Linked DNA regions of Homo sapiens: regions 2 and 3 are each linked to region 1. The links are chromatin loops, found by intact Hi-C in ENCODE. Cell type or tissue: heart left ventricle. All regions are shown on one strand. Links, peaks and the distances in the headings refer to the core of each region. The heading gives the core; the rest is flanking DNA.

Region 1 (5,153 bases), core at 758-4,757:
GGCAGTCTTCTCCAGATTTGTATTTTAACCAGTCTCTGACAGAAGACTCAACACAACCAGACCTGGGTGGACTGGCTGCCCAGTTTTGGCACTGCCTTTGCTAATATACTCACTTGAGTTTCTGTAGGCTAAGCTGTAAAGGCTGACTTAGTAGCTGGTCCTAGTCCTGGGTTGACCAAACATGAAAGGCTTGCTGCCAGTCCAAGGCTACCTCCTCACCAGGGGCTTGGCCCTCCAGGAGTTTCCAGTGCTCTAAACATGCCAACCACTGCATTTAATTTTGTGAACTAAATTAAAGTTGAATTAGGAAAAGGGATGTCCAGACATGTTTGCTGACAGTAGGGAAGAATTCCTTGGAGAGAATGAAACTGCAAAAGAGAGAGGGATTACTGATATGATTAAGGGTATATAAGGAAAGATTGGCCTGGCAAGGATATTTGCCATTTATTGAAGCCTCCTGGGTGCCAGACCACATCCTACTGCTTTATGTCTACCACAACGGTCTCATAAAATCCCCATAAACTATGTATTATTGCCATCATTTTTCAGAGGTGAAAACTGAGATGCATACAGATTCAATAGTATGCTCAAGATCATACAGCAGGTAAGTATGAGTAAACCAAAAACATCAGTTCATTCTATTAGGGCTACTTTCCTTTCCCTCTGTTCCTTTTCCCTGAATTAGTAGGAATGGAAGTAGGGCTAGGTGATTTTTCCCTTGATCAGCTTCTCTCTGCTGGTGTAGATTGTTCCCTGCCTACCTTCCACTCTGTTCTGTGCCTAGGAACTTGATCTCTGTGTGTTGCTTCAATGGGCCCCCTTGCCTGCTGGCTTCTGTTTGAGGTCAGCCAATGGAAGTCACCTGCAGGAGACCAGATGACAAAAGGAGAGTTATGCTGGTGTTTATGTCCTTGCCTCCCTCTCTACTGAGTTCTCCGGGTTGGCTGTGTGCCTTGAACCCAGGCTACAGTTTCCATCAGGTGGCACTCTCCATAGAGCTCTTTCTCTGGGTTCCACTAACATCACATCCATTTGTAGTACTGGAGTACTGCACCATCCCTAGTTTCTTCTTTAAGCCCAATCCATGCCTTTGTTAAAAAAGTGTGCAGTACTCATGCTGAATGATGTTGTAGACCCCTTTGGGTTACATGGCCAAAGATTTAAAGTAGAACAAATTGATCTGGCTTCTGGACGTGTTAACCTGAGAACAGGAATAGACAATGTGTACCAAGAGCCTGCAAGGGTAGAAGGAAACAGAGATGAGCTCAGAGATGCCTAAGGGTCTCTAGTCTAGCAGGGGAGGCAGATGTGGAAGGGGTTGACCACACCATAGTATGTCAGGCATTAGACCAGAACTCTGCCCACGACCTGGCAGATAACCTGGAAGGCATGTGGCTGGGGTGGGCTTCAGATTCTGCATGCTTTCTCTTTAATACATAGGTCTCCCATATCTAGGTTTCTCTAGAGTGTGTGGGAAAAAACTCTGGAGTCTGTGCCTCAGTCATTCAAATAGATCCTGTGATTCTGGGGTCTGGCCTGAGAGAAGGCACATGCCTGACAAGTTTTAATGGTGTCCCCAGCTGGCACTAATAGTGTGTTCGCTGTACTCTTAGATACTATTTTTGCTAAGCACTTGGAAGTCCTTAATCCTGCCCTTTCTACCCTCCCTTTCTTTGAGGCCCCAGAGGGAGCGAGGAATATGGGAAAATGCCTGGAAAAAATAAAATATAACAAATAAAACAATATGTTATCAGCTGTGGTGTTTCCCTCCATCCCCAAAGCAGAGAACTCTAGTAAACTGGTAAACACGTTTTTCTTAAGCTAGTTAGGCCTAATGAACTTCAGACCGAGGATTGATCCAATGCAAACCCATCCGCTGCAGGAGGAATGTAACCAGAGAGAAGTGGTAGCAGAAGAAAGGGCTTGGGTTCCAGTACTTAGCTCAGAGCTGTCCTGGACCTCAGGGGAGGCAGATGTCCTGGGCTAGCCCATCTAGCAGGAGAAATAGAGGACACCCAGAGAGAAAAAGATGTTGTCTGGATAGGTCTGCTTCCCTCTCTGCCACCAAAAGGGAAGATGTAAAATCGATGCAGGAATAGAAAACCAAATTCCACATGTTCTCATTTATAAGTGGGAGCTAAGCATTGGGAACATGCAGACACAAAGATGAGAACAATAGACACTGGAGACTACTAAATCGGGGACGGGGAAAGGGGTGAAAGCGGAAAAGCTGGCCGGGCGCGGTGGCTCACGCCTGTAATCCCAGCACTTTGGGAGGCAGAGGTGGGCAGATCATGAGATCAGGAGATCGAGACCATCCTGGCTAACACAGTGAAACCCCGCCTCTACTAAAAATACAAAAATTAGCCGGGCGTGGTGGCGGGCGCCTGTAGTCCCAGCTACTCGGGAGGCTGAGGCAGGAGAATGGCGTGAACCCGGGAGGCGGAGCTTGCAGTGAGCCGAGATCGCGCCGACAGAGGGAGACTCCGTCTCAAAAAAAAAAAAAAAAAAAAAAAAAAAAAGAAAGCGGAAAAGCTGACTCTCAGGTACTATGGTCACTCCCTGGGTGACGGGATCATTTGTACTCCAAACTCCAGCGACACACTATTTACCCATGTAACAAACCTGCGCGTGTGCCCCGTGAACCTAAAATAAAAGCTGAAAGAAAAAAAAGAATTGCGCTGTGTGCCAACCCTTTAACTCATAGTGATTCTACTCACAGAGGCCTAGAATCCATGTTAGCATTCTTCCTTCTCGGGAGGAGTGAGCAGGAGGGAAGCATGGGGCTTCCTAAGGACCTGTGGCCCTTCCTTTGCTCTATGGCTGAGGAGCTCATGACCGTCTGATCCTCCTGCAGATAACTAAACTGGACAAAGCATCCAAAACCGACGATCTGCAGGCACAGGAGACTGGAGAGTGAACACCATCAGGCAGATTCTGGAGCGGGGATGACACTCAGAACAAAGGAATGGTGTGGTGTGAGACTGCGGTTTGTATGGGGTTTTTGACTCTAGAGCAAACTGAAATCTGCATTCTGTAGGGTGGCTAAAAGTCTGCTACAAACTCCATATTCTTTCCAATTCAAAAAACTAGATGTCTGAGTTTAAGGTCACCACACATACCCAAAAGTAAGGGAGCAATCCCTGAATGGAGAGAACCAGAGAAAGAGGGCCCCAGATTTTGCGTATAAGCTCTGCCAAGTCTGCATGAGCCCTGCAGCATGTGCTCCCAGAAGAGACTCCAGGAAAGCTTAGGGCCGCTGCCAAACAGACAAAGCTTGTAGTCTGAGTTTAATCAATTGCATTATCTTCTGGGGATAGGGAGGAAGTACTCTTCAGGATATGACCGGATAAAACATAATCAATCTCCCAAATGTAACGTTCACAAGTTCCAAGACATAATCCCAAACCACAAATGAGTAACTAGCAATATCTGACCTAAAAGCCTGGGCCTCTTGCTTCATTATCGAAGCTAGGGCCAGCTTTTCTCAAAGTGGGGGTCCCTGGGACCCTTTCAGGGTCCATGAGGTCAAACTATTTTTATAATAATGCTAAGTTGTTATCTGCCTTTTTCTTTTTCATTTTCTTGCAAGTGTACAGTGGAGTTTTCCATGAGCTATATATATGACATATGTTAAAACAGATTGAATATAAAAGTAGTTATGAGAATCCAGCTCACTTCTATTAAGCTAGATATTGAAGAGGTTTGCAAAACTGTGAAACAATGCTATTTTTCTTACTAACTTTTTTCCTAATTTGGAAAATCTAGTTATTTTTCATAAAAAAGATGAGCTTATCTTAAATAAATTAATAAAATATTTTTTAAATTTCTAAACTTTCATTTATAATGTGGTAAATATAACTATTACCCACATAAACAAAAATTCTTAGAGATCCCCGGTAAGTTTGAAGAGGATAAGTGGTTCTGGGACCACAGAATCTGAGAACTGCTGGTATGAGGCAGTTATTCTCAAACTTCAACATACATCAGAGTCACCTGGGCAGCCTGTCAAAACAGATTGCTGGGTCCCATCTCCAGAGTTTCTGATGGAGGAGGCCTGGGTAAGACTTAAACATATTCATTTCTAACAAGTTCCCAGCTGATGCTGATCCAGGACCCTCTCAGGTGTAAGAGATGTTGTGTGTGTAGGACAGACACCCCCAACCCCCTTGCAGCACCAAGGCATTTATTTCCCAGCTGCCTCAACTTCTAGGTGGCTCACAGCTGAGTCTGTCCTTAGGCATTGCCCTGGGAAGAAGGGGTTTCCTTGTCCAGTGTTACATCTCCTCAGGGATCGATGCTACATCACACTCAGCGACTGAGTGATGTGGGCACACAAAGGCCCAGCCTCTTTGCCTCCATGTGTGATGATTCTGGAAAATCTTTCAGCTTTGGAGCTCCCCTGGGATCAGCTGGGGTCCTCTTTTCAGGTACATCTCAGTTTAACATCTCCCCCTGCTCAGTCCTGCTGCCTTCACTCCCTCACAGTTGTTCCCAATAACATTCTCTAATAAACACATATCTCCATGACAGAGTCCCCCACATCTGACAAAGGACTACTTTGTCAGAGGACTTAATCTGTAACAAATGGTGAGAGCATGGGCCTGCTTTGTAGACTTCATAGTCCCCAGTCTTTCTTTTTATTTTATTTTTTTAAATTTTTCCATAAGTTATTGGGGTACAGGTGATATTTGGTCACATGAGGAAGTTCTTTAGTGGGGATTTGTGAGATTTTGGTGTACCCTTCACCCGAGCAGTATACACTGCACCATATTTGTAGTCTTTTATTCCTCACTCCCCTCCCACTCTTCCTCCCAAGTCCCCAAAGTCCATTGTGTCATTCTTGTGTCTTTACTTCCTCAGAGCTTAGCTCCCACATATCAGTGAGAACATACAATGTTTGGTTTTCCATTTCTGAGTTACTTCTCTTAGAATAATAGTCTCCAGTCTCATCCAGGTCACTGAAAATGCTGTTAATTCATTCCTTTTTATGGCTGTGTAGTATTCTATCGTAAATATATACCATAGTTTCTTTATTCACTTGTTGATTGATGGGCATTTGCGTTGGTTCCACTATTTTGCTATTGTGAATTGTGCCGCTATAAACATGTGTGTGCAAGTATATTTTTTGAATAATGACTTCTTTTCCTATG
Region 2 (5,153 bases), core at 612-4,611, 180 kb before region 1:
TCCATGTAGTGATGCTATGAGCTAAGCTTTATTACACCATTTTGCAGATGGAAAAATTGAAGTTTACAAAAGGCAGTAAAAGGGTGATTCTATTCAGTCAGTAGGTGTGTATTGAGAACTTTCTTCATGCCAGGAACTGACTGGGTTAGATGCTGGGTCCCCAGTGCTGGGCAGAGTCAGGGCATGTTTTATGTTGCTATGATCTAGGGGAGAAATGGGCACTGAACGAGATGGGTGTTATGAATGCTATCAGAGAAACAAGGCATTGGGAGCATAGAAAAGAGAAATCTCAAGTTTGAGGATTAGGGAAGTCCTCTAAGAAAATGTCACTTTAAAGCCAAGATCTGATGGAGGAATTGGCATTAGCAAGGCAGTGGGAAGAGGTGTTTGTTTCCCAATAGAAGAGCATGTCGGAGGGGCAGTAAGGCCAGAGCGTGAAGGTTGAGGAGGAGCAGATACAGAAGAGAGATTTGGTTTTTCAGTGAGTGTGTCCTGCAGGCCATTTAGCTCACATTATGGAGTTTAGACTTAACCTACAGAATAACTGGGAGCCTCTGAAGTGTCTCAAACAGGAGAGTGACTTGATCAAATGTCCGTTTTGGAAATATCACTTTGGCTGCTGGATGGAGAAGGGAACATGGCGGGGGAGGGAGGGGGCAAGATGGGAGACCAATTAGGAGCCTGTTCCAGTTGTCCTGGTGGGAGGTAGTGGTGGCATTGGAGACTAGAATAGAGGCAGTGGAGATAAGAAGCAGTGAACTTTTTCACTGTGAACCAGGACAATTCCCAAGTGTTTGCCCTGAGAATATATGAGTATTTGCTGGTACCATTTTCTGACTATGGGAAGAAGCAGATATGAGGCTGGGGAGTGGATCCCAGAGACGTGGCTCACACACCAGCCCATTGGAGCAGATGGAGATTGTGTAAAAATGATACGTCATAACGTGTAGAAACAGTAGGGTAAATGGGGAAACATCATTGAGAAGTAGTGTGTCTGGAGTTGGTTCTTTCCAGTGGGCTCATGGTCTCACTGACTTCAAGAATGAAGCCGTGGACCTTTGCAGTGAGTGTTACTGCTCTTAAAGATGGCACAGACCCAAAGAGTAAGAGGTAGCAAGATTTATTGTTAAGAGCAAAAGAACGAAGTTTCCACAGTGTGGAAGGGGAACCGAGAGGGTTGCCGCTGCTGGCTGGGGTGGCCAGCTTTTATTCCTTTATTTGTCCCCTCCCATGTTCCATTTCTGTCCTATCAGAGTGTCCTTTTTTCAATCCTCCCTGTGATTGGCTACTTTTAGGATCCTGCCAATTGGTAATTTTACAGTCCTCTTGCTAGCTACAGAGTGCTGATTGGTACATTTTTACAGAGCACTGATTGGTGCATTTTATAATCCTCTTGTAAGACAGAAAAGTTCTCTGAGTCCCCACTCGACCCAGGAAGTCTAGCTGGCTTCACCTCTCAGTAGGATGCTGAGAAGAAAACTGGGAGCACAAGAGCAATGAAAAGCAAGCTGAAACCAGGATGGAGGGCGGGAGGGAATGTAATTGAAAATGGGAGAATTAGAGGGCTAGCTGGCACGTGTCCATCCAGGAGGGTGAGGAGAGCACAAGAAAGCAGGTCTTGGTCTTCGTGATTAATCCAAATCCTCTCCCAAGAAAGCACCGTCTTTTCCTCTGAAGAGTCTGATGCTGGTAGCCCAAGTGCCCTGCTCCTCTCGCCAGGACCCCTCTCCAGAAATTGCCGGGATTGCCACAGGGTAGAATGCCAGAATGGCACCAGAATAGTAGGGGGATATATGACTATATTTTTCACCCCACGAACATTACTTTTCCCTAGGAATGTACTAAGTGTGTGGGATGTATCCTCTGGGTCCCCACTTCTGAAAGCTTCAGTCCCCTGTTCACACCTTTATTGGGGGCGATGATGAGCACCTTAAAAGGCAGGCACTTTTCTCCCATCACCAGCCTGTGTGTTGTGGCTAGAATACCAAATTTGAACAAATAGCCCTCTGCAGGCTGTTGCCTTTGATTATTTCCTTCTTTGGGATGTATCAAGCTCCAGGCAACCTGTGCCTGACTTTCTTCTCATACAGACCATTCGGTTGAAGACCTTGTGAGTGAACAGGGCCCAGTAACTGAGAGCCTCCTCTTTCCATTTCGGGTTTCTGATCTCTCTCGACCCACACCAGTGGCTCCCTGCTAGTGGACTTGTCCCTGAGTGACAGATTCATTCTTTCAGGATTTCAGTGCCTGATCCGATCAGACATCCAAGACTTGTGTACTTTGGGGAGCCTGTGGAAAATCTAGCAGTCTTGTAAAGATACAGATTACCTGCACATCTGTCAGGGTTTAGTTAAACACGACTGACTAATTCATCTTGAAGCATGAGATTTCCTCTGCATGTTGACTTGGCAATTTTCTCTGTTCAGAGAACATTTAGAATAGATGGTGCGCATGGCAATAGAGAAAAAATAGAGGCTATTAGTTTCCCATTTTCAAATGTGAAATTGACTACGGAATGCACAACCTATTTTCCTCAGAAAAACAGGCCACATTCTCTCCTGCTTAGAGCAGGGCAGTGTCAGAAAAGTGAAAACCTAGGGCCCCGAGGTTCTGAGTTGGATCCAATAAGTGTGTTGGGAGGGCCTGCTCCTGAGGATCTGCCTTGGCACCTGGGCTAAGCCAGGATTCTCCACCTTCATAACAACTAAACAACTACCTTCCCTGCTATTTGGGAGCATGGCTTAGCAAGAGATGCTGGTTCCTGGCTTGTGGGGGCTTATCTTCTTTCTCAGCTCATCTTAAACAGTTGAAGGGGAGAAGTACGGGAACAAACTTGGATGGCAGAATATCATGATGATGCTCCAGAAAGTTAGCCCAAAATGATCGCTAACCTGATTCAGTGCTGCCCAGCACGACACCCTGCTGCGGTGGGAAGATTCTGCGTCTGTGCTGTCCAGTGTGGAGGTCACTAGCTGTGTGGGGCTGTTGAATGCAGTGGTGCAACTGAGGAACTATCTATTAGATTTTTTAAATTTTGATTTTTGAGACTGAGTTTCTGCTCTTTTTGCCCAGGCTGGAGTGTACTGGCACAATCTCAGCTCACCGCAACCTCCGCCTCCCAGGTTCAAGCGATTCTCCTGTGTCAGCCTTCCAAGTAGTTGGGATCACAGGCATGCACCACCATGACTGGCTAATTTTGTATTTTGAGCAGAGACAAGTTTTCACCATGTTGGCCAGGCTGGTCTCAACCTTCTGACCTCAGGTGATCCACTGCCTCTCAAAGTGCTGGGATTACAGGCGTGAACCACCGCACCTGGCCTAAATTTTAATTAATGTAAATAGCCATATATGGCTAATTGCAGCTTACTAGATAACACAAGCAACTATTTTATGTGGCTAAAGCCAGTTGTGTGTAGGTGGATTTGTTGTTGGCTTTCTGAATGCTGTGATGCTAGCCCTAATGTTACCTATAAATGTTCAGTTTAAAAATAGCAATAGTAATAATAATCAAAATCATAGGTGGCACATACTAAGTAATTACCATATATCATGTACTTTGCTAAGAACTTTATATACATTGTCTGATTTATACTTATATAACCATATTATCCGAAGTTTTACAGATAAGGAAGCCGAGGTGCTGGAGGCTGACTTGTCTCAGGTCACCCAGCCAGTGAGTGGCAAAGCTGGGATTCATTCCAGCCAGCGCGACTCCTGAGAAGTTATTCTTTGCTCCCTGTCGAGACATTTCTCAGTGTTGTTTCCTGGCTGGTGTTTTAAAATACAGCCAAACCCTGATTATTAAAAGCAAGGCAGTGTTTTAAGGTCATTAAAAACTGGGGTATAAACACTGGACATGCATTCATTCCATGCTTTGCAGAGTGTAGAGTCTGGATCCTACCTGGACAGAAGGCAGCGTCGTAAATGAGAGTCCCCAGGTTGCAGAGACCCAGTCAGGGCCTGGTCACCTCTCCTCTAATATGGAGGGTGGGGAAAGACCTTTTCTGCCTGAGCTCTGGGAAGCTCGGTTCTCCATCAAGCCTTAGGGTGAGAAATGGGCTTGCCTGATAAGCATATGTGGATGATAAAAATGAGGAGAGGATCTGCATGGTATTTTCTTCTGGAGAAGTTTCACCTAGTCTTTTGCAAGGCAGGCCGATGGGGGCTGATCACCTTAATTCAATCAGGTCCTGCGTTGGTTGAAGGCTAGCTTGGAGTTTTGGTGAGGCTGTGTCTACTCCTTTTTCATCACTGTCCCTATGGCTTCCAGTGAAGACCCCAGGGATTCCCCCAGGCTCCCTCTGCACTGGTAGGTTCTGAGCCCTAATCTGTGTCTCTTCAGCACCATGAGATATTCAGAACTTGGCTGTGCCTTGTAACAGCATTTCTGCTTAACTCCTTAGCAGTGTGCTCCTGTAGCTTTAGAATATGGGAGAAGTTACAGATGTGGGGCTCTGTTCTTTGCCCCCTTTTACTCATTGGAATTTTGACTCCTCAGATCTTTCATTTCTGTCTCTCCAGATACTAAAGACCCCAAATGCATTGCTGGGTTCTCTAGGTCTTGGTAGCAGCCTACTGCTTGGACCCTTTGCAGGTTTTCTCAGTACCAAGAATTAGCGTATGCCCTGAGGGAAGAGGGAGGGGCTAGGGAAAGTCAACTCCCTTCTCTGCACCATTTTTATTCCTTTGGGATTTCTTTCCTCAAGTTTTAGCACTCTACAAGACCTTCAAATAGCTTGCACCTACCTACTCACCTGCCCACCCATCCATCTGTCTGGATTTTCTTGTTCTCAGGAGTATCTGTCTGCCCCAGTGATTCTGTCTTACCCTAAGAAATGACTAAATAGTTATAGATGGGCTGAAAGGACTGTTTCATGGAGAAGGCATCCATCTGTTTACAGTGGAAAGTCAAGAATGAGACCACTGGAAGGCTAGCAAAATAGGCCCAATCCCCAAATCCAAACCTTGGGCTAAGACAAAATTAGGAGTCTGCTATTAATAGGATCTTTTGGTGTCCTAGGCAGCCTCTCTCTAAGAGCATTAGCTGTGCCTGGGTGTTAATCTCTTGGCATGAGTTTAGTGGAAAATGTAATCTCCTCTGGCAAAACTGCAAGAGCAAGCTTTATGCGGTTAGCAAAAGTGATCTGTGATTG
Region 3 (5,153 bases), core at 612-4,611, 170 kb before region 1:
AAAAGGCATGTGCCTTTTAAAATTTGAGCAATTGACCTCACCTCCAAAGAGGTGGTAACAATTTTTACTTTCACCAAAGATATATGAGAATACCTATTCTCTATGGCGTTACCAAGCTTCTTGATTTATGAGTTAGGTTGAACATCTGTACAAATGAAACATTCTGGAAATGTCTATATGTTCTTTGTATATTTTTTCTATCAGGTTCTTGTGTGTTTGTTTTTTAAGGAAATTGGAACTTTTCTGGTCATAGGTATTGTAAATATTTTTTCCCAAATTACAGTTCATGCATTTTTGTTAGGGAGAAATTTTAAGATAGCCAAGCTTCTCTGTATTTTATGGCTTCTAAGAAGCCATAAAGCTTAGAAAGGTATTTCTCACTTTATCTTTTTTGCTGTTCACTTAAATTCTGTATCAGTCTAGATTGTGTATTACACAGTCAAGTAGGCTCCCAGCCTCCCTGGAGATGGTCATCCAGTTGCTATATATATATATATAAAATAAATCAGTTTTAGACTTTTAAATCACAGTTGTTTTACAATATGTTTTACTACCTGGTAGAACTGTCCTTTGCTGCCATTACTGTTTTTCTAGAATTTTCCTGGATATTAGTATGTTTCTTTCCCTGTGTGAACTTTAGCATCAGTTTATCCAATTAAAAACAATTCCTATTGGTAATTTTTAAGTATCAGGAAAAATTAATCAAATAAAAATCAATAGCTGTATAATATGGAATCATTTTGTTTTAGAACAGGATCTATCAACCCATGGTGTTAATTTTGAAATTTTGTTCTAACAATTATTATACTTCCCTTGTATTTATTATTGCTACCATTGTAACTGAAATAGGTGTTTTTTTGCACTATATTCCCTCCCTGGTGGTTTCAACATTAATTTTGTTCTCAACCACCTTACTAAAATCTTGCTTTGTTTCTAAGTTATTCTGGTTGGTTTGCTTAGATTTTTCGGGTGTGCAATCATATCATCTGCAAATAGTGATAATTTTTCTCTTCATTTTCAATTTTTATACCTCATTTTTCTTTTCTAATTACATCTGTTAGTACCTAAAATCAATGTTAAGATAATAGCCATTTAAAAATTTTAGTAGTGTAAATACTTGTAGTGATTCTCAGCATTAAGACTAGTGATAGTTTTAGGTTTGAGTTCGTATTGTAACATGTGATTTTTAGCATGGTTTCCTTACAACACAGAGCCTATGTGTTAATGCTTGCCTGGAGGTAACAGTGCCAGAGCTGGTCACCTGGCCACATGGGACATCTCTGGATAGACTGCCCTTACTCTTGCAGTTGCTGAAAGCCAGAACCCCTTCCTGTGGCACAGCATCCAGGAAATGCTACCTTTTATAATCCAGATGAAATTTGTTTCTCCTTTACTCTGAAAGCATCTTAAAACAAGAAGTCAACAAAATGTATTTTACAAGCAGTTTCTCTCATGGAACAAGCAGCAAGACCAGGTAGCATTGTGCAGTCTACAGGGTAAGAGTTGTAAATGGTTGCTTAGATACTTTATATGCAAGTGTGGGGCCTGCAGAAAGAGGCAGTATCAGCCAAAGATAAGAACTCAGAGAACCAGAACTCCTCTGCCAAGGACAGGATGAACCATGAACAAATAGCAGAACTCCCAGAGCCACAAGGTCTGCAAAGGCAAATCATGGTAAAACTCTGAAGAATGAATGAGGTCACTTTTCATTTTGCTTAGAATGAAACTAACTTCTTTTCTATGACATGCATTTTGCCGCTGAGGACCCAGAGGCTGGGACAGGTGAATTCAGCTAGGAGGTGGCAGAGCCTAGATACAAAGTCTCATCAGTGCTTCTCCAGATCTCTTCTGTATCTTCATAGTTGTCCCTCAAAGCCTATTTTACTTTCCTGGGGGTGGTGAGGTCTGAAGTAACCATTCCTATCCATCCTTTCCTACAGGAAAACCTAGGCTATATAAGTATTTGTCACCTCTGGTTAGTTCGTCTGTGGATTCAGAACACTTCCCCACTAATAAGCCTTGGCTGATTACTTGCTTCCTGATAGAAAGGAAAAAGTCCATTACACCACCTATTAGATACTTGGTATTTGCTTGAGTTGGTACTAGAAAGAAAAATTTCTATGCAATGCAAGTGGCCCCCAAATACTATTTTAAGTGCATTGTGGTATGAGGTTTGTTTTTTAACTAGTAACACTAATGGCCCGAATTTGTTTTCTTGCATAGTAACAGCATATGGAACAATTCCACTCCCAGGTGTGTCATTGTCTACATTTCACATCAAGAGTGAAGTCAATCATTAGCGATTATACTCCATACCATCTGGAAGCTGACTTTCAGAAATTATTTTTTAGGTCTCCCTTGCCAGAATGAAATGAACAGAATTCAGAAGCTGAGTAAGGGGAAAAGCCTGTTGGGTAAGTACAATTTCTTGCCACTCATTTAAACAACTAATTAAGCCAGCCATGTCCCTTGTAATGATCAGCATGGCAATGGTTATTCAATTAGGGCTAGTGTTTCATGAAAGAAATGCCTTGTTTTAACCCCAGGCAGAGCTCTTCCAGGCAGCTGGACATAAACAGAGGACTGGCTGGTTGAAAACTGCTGTGTGTTCCTTCGGCAGGAAGAGAGGTCAGCCAGGGCCGAAGTCCAGCACCTTCCCCACTGCTAACTCCTCCCTGATCTTAGGCTAAAACAAATCTTGGCTTTTTCTAAGTAAGATCATTGAATGGTGCTCTCAAGTGCTCAAACTATAAGGTCTAAAAATTATAGCATTTCCTCCATTCCCCGGATAGGATTGTCTGTTGAAGGAGGCAGATGGGCTGTACTCTCTTCAGAATTTATCAAACAGGGTTGAACGACATGTATGTGCTTAAGCCTATTTCTACCTTCACCTAATCCCTCCAGGAAAGTATGCAGGCTGTTTGGACACCACGGAAGCAAGTGGGTTGAGTGAATGTGTGTTCCCCTAACATGCACAACTTGCAGTCCTCTCAAAGTGTCCCCTTTAGCTCCAAGCCTGCCTTTCTCCAGCACGTGGAGGAAGTCCTGGCATTTGTCATAGAAACACTGGCCATTCTCATTGGTTTGCTGAAGAAAGGAGGAGCCTGCTTTGCTTTCCTTGCTTTTAAAAAAAGAGGTGTCAGCTGCAACACAGTAATACAGAATTATTCCCGTGAAGCATTCAGAGGCAGATGCATTCCCCAAGCAGCCTGCCATTTCAGAAGTTTCTCTATTCATTTGAAGGAAATGAATAGAGAAGGAAATGGGCAAGTTTTCTTGCAGATTGTCAAATGTAGGCAGTCTATGAATTCCGGTGATTTTCTTCTCTTAGGATTTTTTGAGTTATTTCAAAATGCATGTAGACTTCCCCAAAGTTGTCAGGATTTCGAACTCTTTAGGCCTACATTCTTCTGCTGAGTAAAAGGACATAAAGATATATTTCTGGTCTGAAGGCAAAGTGGCTGGATCCCTCCTCCATAGGATTTTCTAGTGCAAAGACTTGTGTTTGTTTATTGATCTCATTTCTCCATGTGGGATATTATTTTGAGTGACGTACCTATGATCTGCAGGTAGTTGTAGAATTAGTACATTGCTGTTTATTAAAACATACATTGCCTCATTGGTAAGGGTCACCTGTGATAAGATGTCTCATTTACCCCAGTGCACATGAATGAAATGCCTACCTTTCTGTTAAAATAAATCCCATTTTGTTTTAAAGCTTGCTTTATCACATTTCCCACATATGGAGATTACTCCAGCTGACTCAGAAAAAATGCCATTTGCTTACAAATTCTTTATGTAGTCAGGGGTATACAGAGTCAAATAAATAAAACAATCAACAAATTATTATCAGCTATAATTATTGCATTGTAGTTTTAGAGCAGCACCTGCTTCTTACCAACCCAGGGCCTCAGCCCATTTTTTTTTTTTTTTTGGTCCAAGGAGGAGCCAGCTCTCTACATGTTCACTTTCTCTGCAGTCCTTGATTGAGAATCTGTTCACAAATCTCTTTTTGGGCTACTGACCGCATCTACATTTTCCTTCTTTTCTATCTACTGTTCTTTGAAAACTGATAGCATGCAATGGCGTACACTCCTTAATGAGAGGGTGGATACCACTAAGCTTCTAACTGTGGCATCAGCAGCCTTTCCTAAGTGATAGACATGGTGTTCCATGGTCTCATTTAATCTCTGAGAATATGATCATCTTGGTATAGCCTGGTGAGTAGCATGTTCTAGACTAGACCCTAGAGTCACCTGGGTCTGGGTTGAAGTCTTGGTTCAAAATAGGAGAAATCTGTCCCTCCCATGCCACACTTTTATTCTGGGATTGTTCCACTAAATAAAAGGCAAATTTGAAAATGTAAGCACGCTCACAAAATCAGAAATTAAATTAGGGCATAGAAAGCTACAGTGGAAGGCAGGAACCTCTGTTTTCAGGAGGCTGATGTAGATGGTGTTACCACCCAGGTTACACAAAGAGGAAGAATTCTTCCATAGAAGATGCACACTATCAAGAAACACACCTACCCTGTAAGGAAAACCAAAACTAAAAACTATTATAAATAAAGATTACCCACAGTACAATGAGAATCAGTATCTTCAAAGTGCCAAGGGGAAATAATTATGAACCTACAATTTAAAATTTATCCCAGTGATCATTCAAGTGTGATGACAGAGGTACTCTGGTACTCTGAAACCATCTAAGATTCAGTCAGCTTACTAACCCCAGACTCACTTAAATATCACTAAAGGATTTATTCTACCAAACAAATGATCCCAGAAAGAACTATTCAGATGCAATAATGAAAAAGAAATGACAATTCTGCTAAGACCAATAAAAATAGTTATATGGCAACCTGGAATTAAAATTCCAGACAATTGGGGGAAGTGAGAAAAAGGTGGTAAGAATGTGTTAAGCTTCTAGTTTGTTCATGAAAAAAAAAATCTGTATAGATTAACTGTAGATTTTACTAGGAAAAACTATGTTCCCCTGTGGAAAATATGAGTAACCACAAGAATATTAGAATATATGTTTTAAACCTATGGAAAAAAGACAAGGTATAAAGAAAACTTAGTAAGTAGGAAACAGATATGGTGGCAGAAATAAGAGTAAGCATTTCTGTAATCACAATATCTGTAATCACAATAAAT

What was found. A loop is a pair of places that touch in the nucleus more often than their neighbours do. Peaks named below come from ENCODE experiments on the same cell type or tissue, not always from the same donor. Only the 100,000 strongest peaks of a DNase experiment are listed, where the experiment ranks them.
Region 2: a loop joins it to region 1, with 2.4 times the contacts of the local background. A loop is called at or near these places in 8 of 110 quality-filtered maps.
Region 3: it touches region 1 in a loop (2.8-fold over the local background); 8 of 110 quality-filtered maps call a loop at or near these places.

Annotation. Positions count from the first base shown.
Region 1 is chr5:136,812,969-136,818,121 of GRCh38, reverse strand. No RefSeq gene overlaps it. Among named protein-coding and RNA genes, the nearest start is that of CTB-1I21.1, 81 kb to the right of the region's middle. In heart left ventricle, for the core only: no CTCF peak of the experiment used is centred there; no DNase peak of the experiment used is centred there.
Region 2 is chr5:136,992,897-136,998,049 of GRCh38, reverse strand. All of the region lies in intron 6 of SPOCK1 (SPARC (osteonectin), cwcv and kazal like domains proteoglycan 1), which reads left to right. Among named protein-coding and RNA genes, the nearest start is that of CTB-1I21.1, 260 kb to the right of the region's middle. In heart left ventricle, for the core only: no CTCF peak of the experiment used is centred there; no DNase peak of the experiment used is centred there; H3K27ac peaks cover 1,554 bases.
Region 3 is chr5:136,982,401-136,987,553 of GRCh38, reverse strand. It overlaps SPOCK1 (SPARC (osteonectin), cwcv and kazal like domains proteoglycan 1), which reads left to right. Exons shown (of 11, transcript NM_004598.4): 9 at 2,352-2,414. Among named protein-coding and RNA genes, the nearest start is that of CTB-1I21.1, 250 kb to the right of the region's middle. In heart left ventricle, for the core only: no CTCF peak of the experiment used is centred there; no DNase peak of the experiment used is centred there; H3K27ac peaks cover 1,425 bases.